2 separate regions of the Homo sapiens genome follow, and region 1 is linked to region 2. Evidence: read pairs that join two places in POLR2A ChIA-PET (ENCODE). Cell type or tissue: Panc1. All regions are shown on one strand.

Region 1 (4,000 bases), 84 kb before region 2:
GGGAGGGGAAGCTGGAGGTGATGTGAATGTGTTTTACCTTTCCTCTCCAAGCTGTGTTTCACCTCAAGGAGATACATTAGATAGATTGAGAGGAAAGCCAAGGCCATCCGAAAAACTAAAGACCTACTTCCCATGTCTATTAGCAAGAGTCTGTGAGCCTACAAGAAAATCCACTCATTTCCAACATGGCAGAGGGTGATGGCACAGTAAGACTGCAGGAAATGGTCTGATGAATGAGCCTGTGGCAGCACCCCTGACCCTCCATCAGGAGAGCACATCAAAGTACCAAGAGGACAGAGGCCTGAGATCAAAGAAAGAGGCCACCATGGGTAGGAACCTTGTGACTTGAGGACAAATGGCCAAAATCATAGATGCCACCAGCAGCCCATCACCAAGGAGGCAAGAAGAGGCCTGTCATGCCTTAGTGGCCTACAGTCCAGGGAGCAGACTGGACTAGCCCTGGATATGGAGGACACAGTGTGGACCTGAGGCTCCTCTCCCTGCTGTCTTGTGGTTACAGTAAACCCCTTAAATACCCAGGCACCATCTTGGAGAGGAGAAGGCAAAAGAGCAAAACTCTGAAAGATGGAGCTTTTACTTAAAGAGTCATTGAGTAATCCCAAAAGAACTATTTGAGCCAGCCCTGATACGAAGATAGAAAAGCCAGAGTGGAAACATTTTCACTGAAAGAGACTAGATAGACTGGTAGACACTCAATTGGCATGTTAAGTGTCCCTGTTCGCCTATAGAAAAGGGGCTCAAAAGGAAAGTATGATAAACTAGAGGGGCTACATGTTGCAGCATATTAAAGTATGGTTTGAGGAAATTTGCAGTTCTACCATTTAATTTTAGTGTCAGAAAAGCAAAATTCCATGCCCAGGGTCATACAGGTGGTAAAAGACGTGAACAAATGTGAACCTGAAAGAGCAAATCCTTAAAGATAGATCCCAAGAGGCTAACTGGGCCTAAATTTAAAACAGAGCCACGTGGCCATTTGCTGACTAGAGGTCACATACTCTGAGTTCTCCAAAAACCCACAACTTTTTAACTTTCTGAGTTCACCTGAACTCAGAAACAATCGGAGCTCACCTACCTCAGCTAACCAGGGCTCAGCTGTATTGACCAATAGAACTCAGCTGTGTCAACCAATTAGAACTAAGCAAGTTTGAATTCTTCATTTGCATAAAGAAACCTGGGCTGGAAATTTTGCTATAAAACTCAAACCCTGGCCTGGTGCAGTGGCTCACACCTATAGTCCCAGCACTTTGGGAGGCTGAGGCAGATGGATCGCTTGAGCTCAGCAGTTTGAGACCAGCCTGGGCAATATAGCAACACCCCATCTCTACAAAAAATACAAAAATTAACCAGGCATGGTGACATGTGCCTGTAGTCCCAGCTACTCAGGAGGCTGAAGTGGGAGAATCACTTGAGCACAGAAGTTCGAGGCTGCAGTGAGCCATGATCACGCCACTGCACTCCAGCCCAGGTGACAGAGCAAGACCTTGTCTCAAAAGAAAAAACAAATGCTCAGACCCTCTCTTTGTTCTCTGGAATGCACCTTCGTTTTACACTGAAGGCTGCTTCTCCCTGGTTTGCAAACGTTGACTGGAATAAAGTCTCTTTCCTCCAAATTTATTTTCAGATAACTTTTATTCACAGAGACTAAGCTGAGAACTGAACAAGATCTGCCATGAGCCAGAGATGCATTCTTTCTGCTGCCCTATGCCACCCCCCTGCCTCCCTGCCTTCCAGGGTCTGTCCTGCTGCATCTGGAACCTTCTCCCACTGTCTCCACCAACCCTGACATGCCTTTCTCTTGAGGGATGTTTCTGCCTAAACTAGACCCTTCCTATTTCCCACCTGCTAAGGGGATAACGACTCTATGGGCAGACAGCCCCAGCACTAACGCTTAATGGTAGCTCTAGGAACTGCAGACTCCCAGGCTTCCTATTTCCTCTCATCAGCATTACAAATCCCACTCCAAATGTTCCCCCATGGCCTGAGAGAGCACAGTCAAACTCCTCAGCCTACATGCCTGACAACTCCCCATCTGGCTCCAACCTGCCTTTTATCTTGCCCCCACTGTTCTTACACATTCTCAGTGACAATCAGCTCTGCCTACTCTTTGTCCTTGAGCCCTTTGTGTGCACTCTCATCTCAGCACCTTTGCTTGCCACCCTCCTTGCTTCCAGGACATCCCCTCATACTGGAGTCCCTCCTCAAGACTATTCCACCCAACAATGGCCTCTCCCTCCTGTAACTCCTCCAAAACTTTTTCAATGGGGAATTGTAGCTGGGTGGAGACTTTTGAAAAACAGACAGATCTGGGTTCAAATCTCGCCTATTAGTTGCTTGACCTTGGCAAGTCACATTATCTCTTGATGCCTCAGTTTGACTCATCCACAAAATTGGAATGGAATTGCTTACCTCATAGAGTAGCCCTAGGAGTTAAATGAGATATAAATGCATGCCAAGTGCCTAGTGGGGCCTGGCACATAGTAAGTGCCCTTTTGCTACATCCTGAGGATCTTCCTAATTTTATTCTCTTACCCACAAAGGGATAACAATGTAAATATGTCTTACCTTGTCCACTTTAGAAGGGTGACTTCTATCAGGAAAATGGCACAAGATAGCAAGGATGGCTTTTAAAGTGCATACCTGGGCCAGGCATGGCGGCTCATGCCTGTAATCCCAGCACTTTGGAGGTCAAGGCAGAAGGATCACTTGAGCTCAGGACTTCAAGACAAGCCTGGGCAACATGGCAAAACCCCATCTGATATGGCTTGGCTCTGTGTCCCCACCCAAATCTCATCTTGAATTGTACTCCCCTAATTTCCACATGTTGTGGGAGGGACCTGGTGGGAGATAATTTGAATCATGGGGGTGGTTTCCCCCATACTATTCTTGTGGTAGTGGATAAGTCTCATGAGATCTGATGCTTTTATCAGGGGTTTCTGCTTTTGTGTCTTCTTCATTTTCTCTTGCCACCACCATGTAAAAAGTGCCTTTCACCTCCTGCCATGAGTCTAAGGCCTCCCCAGCAATGTGGAACTGTAAGTCCAATTAAACCTTTTTTTCTTCAGTCTCGTCTCAGGTATGTCTTTATCAGCAGCATGAAAATGGACTAATACACCATCTCTACCAAAATAATTAATTAATTAATTAATTAACCTAGCATGGTGGGGCACATCTATAGTCCCAGCTACTTGGGATGCTGGGGTGGGAGGATCACCTGAGCCCAGGAGGCCGAGGCTGCAGCGAGCCACAATTGCACCACTGCACTCCAGCCTGAGCAATGGAGTGAGATACTGCCTCAAAAAAAAAACGGAATGTGCATGCTTGGAGTCACACAAATCTAGATTTGAATTCTGACTAGCTCCGTCAGCTGTGTGCCATTGGTCATATTGCTTAATCTCTCTGAGTCTCAGTTTTGTCATAGGTAAAAAGAAGGTAATAATAATTACTAATTCAAAGGATTGTTTTGAAGATTAAATGCAAGGGCAGTTGGTTTAATAGAGTCTGAAATTAGCAAGCCACACATAAAAAACAATTTTATTTCTTTTTTTTTTTTTTTTTTTTTTGTGAGTCAGAGTCTTGCTCTGTCACCCAGGCTGGAGTAAAGTGGTGCAATCTCACCTCACTGCAACCTCTGCCTACTAGGTTCAAGTGATTCTTCTGCCTCAGCCTCCTGAGTAGCTGGGACTACAGGTGTGTGCCACCACACCCAGCTAATTTTTGCTTTTTAGTAGAGATGGGGTTTCACCTTGTTGGTCAGGCTGGTCTTGAACTTCTGACCTCAGGTGATTCACCTGCCTTGGCCTCCCAAAGTGCTGAGATTACAGGCGTGAGCCACCACACCCAGCTAACTTTATTCCTTTCTAAGCACTGCCTTCATCCATGCCCTGATGAATCTTGATTTCCTAGTTTGTAATCACATTGCAGGAAGAGCCCCCAGACTCCTTTCATTTTCAATATTTAAAATGAAAGTCTAGTCTGGCTT
Region 2 (4,000 bases):
TTTTGTATTTTTAGTAGAGACAGGGTTTCACCATGTTAGCCAGGATGGTCTCAATCTCCTTGCCTCGTGATCCACCCACCTTGGCCTCCCAAAGTGCTGGGATTACAGGCATGAGCCACCGCACCCGGCTGCATTTATGTTATTTAAATAAATTCCCTACCAAAGTTCCCAAGCCCTCATGCTTTAGCTCCTGCATGCTTCACTGACTTTATCTTGTACTATTAGCTTTCTATGCTCCAGTATATACTGATTTCATTTGGTTCCTTGAAAATGCCAAGCTTGTGCCAGTCCCAGGACCCTGGCCCTAGTCATTCTCTCCACTTCAGATGCTCTTCCTTCTGATTGTCAGTTTTACAGTGAGGCTTTCTGACCATGCAACGTAAAGTAATTCCTCAGACTCCACTGCTTACATCACTTCTGCATCTGTTCACATTTGTATATTCGTTTGTTTGTGGTCTGTCTTTCCCACCCTGACCTGTGAGCTCTTTGTTGGCAAGGACCTTGTCTGTCTTAGCTAATCTGTATCCTCAGCCTGTAGGATGGTGCCTGGCACATAGGAAATAGTCAATTTGTTGGAAGAATGAATGAAGGGACAGACATGGGAGAAAAAGTATTGAGGTCTGTTTTCAATGTGTGGGGTTTGAAGTGCCTATGAGATATCTAGGTGGAACTGTCCAGGAGGAGGTGTCTATACAGATGTCCAGTTGGGTAGCAGTAGCTGGCCTATAGAGATAGATTTGATAGACATCAACATGTATGTGAGTGGCATGATCACTCAGGAGAATGTGTAGGATGAGAAGATAAGAGGATGAAGGTTGTAATGCTAGGTGGTACAGTGCACCAATATTTAAGGGATAGCAGTAGAAGAAAAGACCTCAAAAGAGACTGTACAAGGAGCAGCCAGAGAAGGGAAGAAGAAAACTCAGAGTGTATGGTGTCACCAAAGCCGAGAGAAAAGCACTTCAGGATTGGGCAGGGTGCTGCCAGTGCTGCAGAGGTAAAATGAGGAAGTTCTTATTGGATTCAGCAGCAGGCAGGTTGTCTAGGTGGCCTTGGTGAGCACTGTTCCTTTGATGGTGAGAGTAGAAACTGGATTCCAGTAAGATGAAGGGATGTTTGTGAAGGAAAAATGAGAGAGGGTTAAATATATTTAATACTGGTAGGAAAAGCCAGTGGAGACAGTTGGAAGGATAGGTTGGTTATGGTGGGCTATGTATGTAATAGACATTTTTGGTCACAGATTTTGCTGTAATTTTCACCTTTTTCTTCCCATTCCAGAAGCCACATCTGTTTTGGAATGAAGTCACCTGAGGAGATGCGCCAGCAGGCGCACATCCAAGTTGTGAGTAAGAACCTGTACAGCCAGGACAACCAACATGCCCCCTTGCTATATGGGGTGCTCGACCATAGGATGGTAAGGCCCCCTCACCCCTCCTGGTAACTGTGTCTTGCCCTGCTGATAAAACTGGTGACTTACCAGATTGAAAGGAGCAGGGGCTTCCTTCCATCTCCTCAATTCCCCCCTGCACATATTAGACTAGGTCAAGAACTCCGGCCTTTAGTCAGCAACCTGATTCGATTCTGAGTCATGAAAATTAGAAAAGAAAGAAAAACAGTAGGAAGTGATCTCAGAAAGGAAATTTAAGAAGCAAAAGAAATGATTCTGTGTCACCAGCCAGGCATGATGGCTGGGCACTCTTTCCCGTCCAGCAGTCTGTGTTGATCATTGGGTGTGCTTTTTTTCAAAGGGTACGAGTGAGAAGGATCGTCCATGTGAAACCTGTGGGAAAAACTTGGCTGACTGTCTAGGCCACTATGGGTATATCGACCTGGAGTTGCCGTGTTTTCATGTAGGGTACTTCAGAGCAGTCATAGGCATCTTACAGGTAAGCACACAGGTGCTGATTTCCAAGACATAAATTCTGGAGTGATTGGTCAGGGATGCTGGAATGAACTTAGGAACTGTGAGTGGTGGGGGATACATCTAGGGGACTCTTTTATACTAAGTACATAATATTTTCATCTCACACTACGTTAAATCACTCAAGAATTATTTATTTTGTTTATTTACCTTGAGAAGATGGTAGATACGTGTTCTTAAAAAAATAACAATAGTAGTAATTCAAACAATACAGAATAGCACAAAGAAAAAGATAAAGGTAACAAAGTCTGCCTACTGGCTGTGAGTACTGCTAATCTAGTGAACACAGGCTTCCTCTCTGCATATCCATAGTATAGAGCCATTTGCAGATCTGTGTATATGGTCACGTGGTTAAGGGTACAAAACAGGGCGATGGCATTTTTAAAAGAAAATAATTTTTCATTCTCACTTATGCTTTTATCTGTCTTGCTTAATTTGAAAAAGATGATCTGCAAAACCTGCTGCCACATCATGCTGTCCCAAGAGGAGAAGAAGCAGTTTCTGGACTATCTAAAGAGGCCCGGCCTGACCTACCTTCAGAAGCGAGGACTGAAAAAGAAAATCTCTGACAAGTGCCGGAAGAAAAACATCTGCCATCACTGTGGCGCTTTTAATGGTGAGTGGAATGCACAGAAGGCTAAGCAATAGCCCTTTTCACTCACTGTCTTCTGTTTAGTTTATTAGGTTTACATAATGTTCGGGAGTCAGCTTTTCTCCTTATAAATTAGGCTTAAGAGCCCAACAACTGATGTCCTATTGGGAAACGGACCTCTCATCTTTCATTGCTATAGTAGTTTCAGTAATTTCATTAACCATACTACAATCTCTGGCCAATCTGAGAACATAATTTTTTATTTCTTGGTAAATAAACTAACCCTTATAGGTACCGTAAAGAAGTGTGGACTGCTGAAAATAATTCATGAGAAATACAAGACCAACAAAAAAGTGGTGGATCCCATTGTATCAAATTTCCTTCAGTCTTTTGAAACAGCCATTGAACATAATAAAGAAGTGGAGCCTCTGCTGGGAAGGGCACAGGTGAGCCTGAGAATGCACGCCTGCCTTCCGCCTGCCTCCCGCCTGCCTCTTCCGCACGTCACATGCACACTCTCTCCCCCAACTCCGCCCCACCCCTAGACACCCACTTTCTTCCAAAATGAGAGGTCCAGTTAGGTTCGACAGCTCTCCGATAATTCCTTTTTTTTTTTTTTTTTTTGAGATGGAAGACAGAGTCTCGCTCTTTCACCCTGGCTGGAGTGAGTGGTGCAAATCTTGGTTCACTGCAACCTGTGCATCCCAGGTTAAAACGATTCTTCTGCTTCAGCCTCCCAAGTAGCTGGGATTACAGGCATGTGCCACCATGCCCACCTAATTTTTATATTTTTAGTAGAGACAGGGTTTCCCCATATTGGCCAGGCCAGTCTTGAACTCCTGACCACAGGTGATCCAGTCGCCTCAGCCTCCCAAAGTGCTAAGATTACAGGTATGAGCCACCACACCCGGCCAGCTCTCCAGTAATTCTTATTTGACCGTAACAGTGTTTATCTGGCACTAAGGCTAATGTGGACTGGCCTTGTAACACCAGTTGTTTTTGTTTTTGCTTTTGTTTTTAATTGAGATGGGGTCTTGCTGTGTTGCCCAGTCTGGTCTCAAACTCCTGAGCCCAAGAGATCCTCTCACCTCAGCCTTCCAAAGTGCTGGGATTACAGGCATAGGTCACCATTCCTGGCCCCTTGTTTGTGTTTTTACCTCAGTTCTTTTTTTTTATTATTATTTTATATATTTGTTTATTTATTTATTTTAATTTTTGAGGCAGGGTCTCTCTCTGTCTCCCAGGCTGGAGTGCAGTGGTATGATCGAGGCTCATTGCAGCCCCGACCTCCTAGGCTCAAGTGATCCTTGCATGTCAGCCTCCCAAGTAGCTGGGACTACAGGCACACACCACCACCCCCAGCAACAATTTTTTAATTTGTTGTAGAGACAAGGTCTTGCTATGTTGCCCAGGCTTTGAACTCCTGGGTTCAAGCAATCCTCCTGCGTCAGCCTCCAAAGTACTGGGATTACAGGTGTCAGCCACTG

Evidence for each region. Peaks named below come from ENCODE experiments on the same cell type or tissue, not always from the same donor. Only the 100,000 strongest peaks of a DNase experiment are listed, where the experiment ranks them.
Region 1: POLR2A ChIA-PET joins it to region 2 with 9 read pairs; 2 of 35 experiments call an interaction of 5 or more read pairs at or near these places.

Annotation. Positions count from the first base shown.
Region 1 is chr10:78,107,329-78,111,328 of GRCh38, reverse strand. No RefSeq gene overlaps it. Among named protein-coding and RNA genes, the nearest start is that of RPS24, 75 kb to the right of the region's middle. In Panc1, no CTCF peak of the experiment used is centred here; no DNase peak of the experiment used is centred here.
Region 2 is chr10:78,023,508-78,027,507 of GRCh38, reverse strand. It overlaps POLR3A (RNA polymerase III subunit A), which reads left to right. Exons shown (of 31, transcript NM_007055.4): 2 at 1,279-1,414; 3 at 1,749-1,886; 4 at 2,366-2,537; 5 at 2,805-2,959. Among named protein-coding and RNA genes, the nearest start is that of POLR3A, 4.0 kb to the left of the region's middle. RefSeq lists an enhancer at 1,516-2,715. In Panc1, no CTCF peak of the experiment used is centred here; a DNase peak (open chromatin) is centred at 1,557.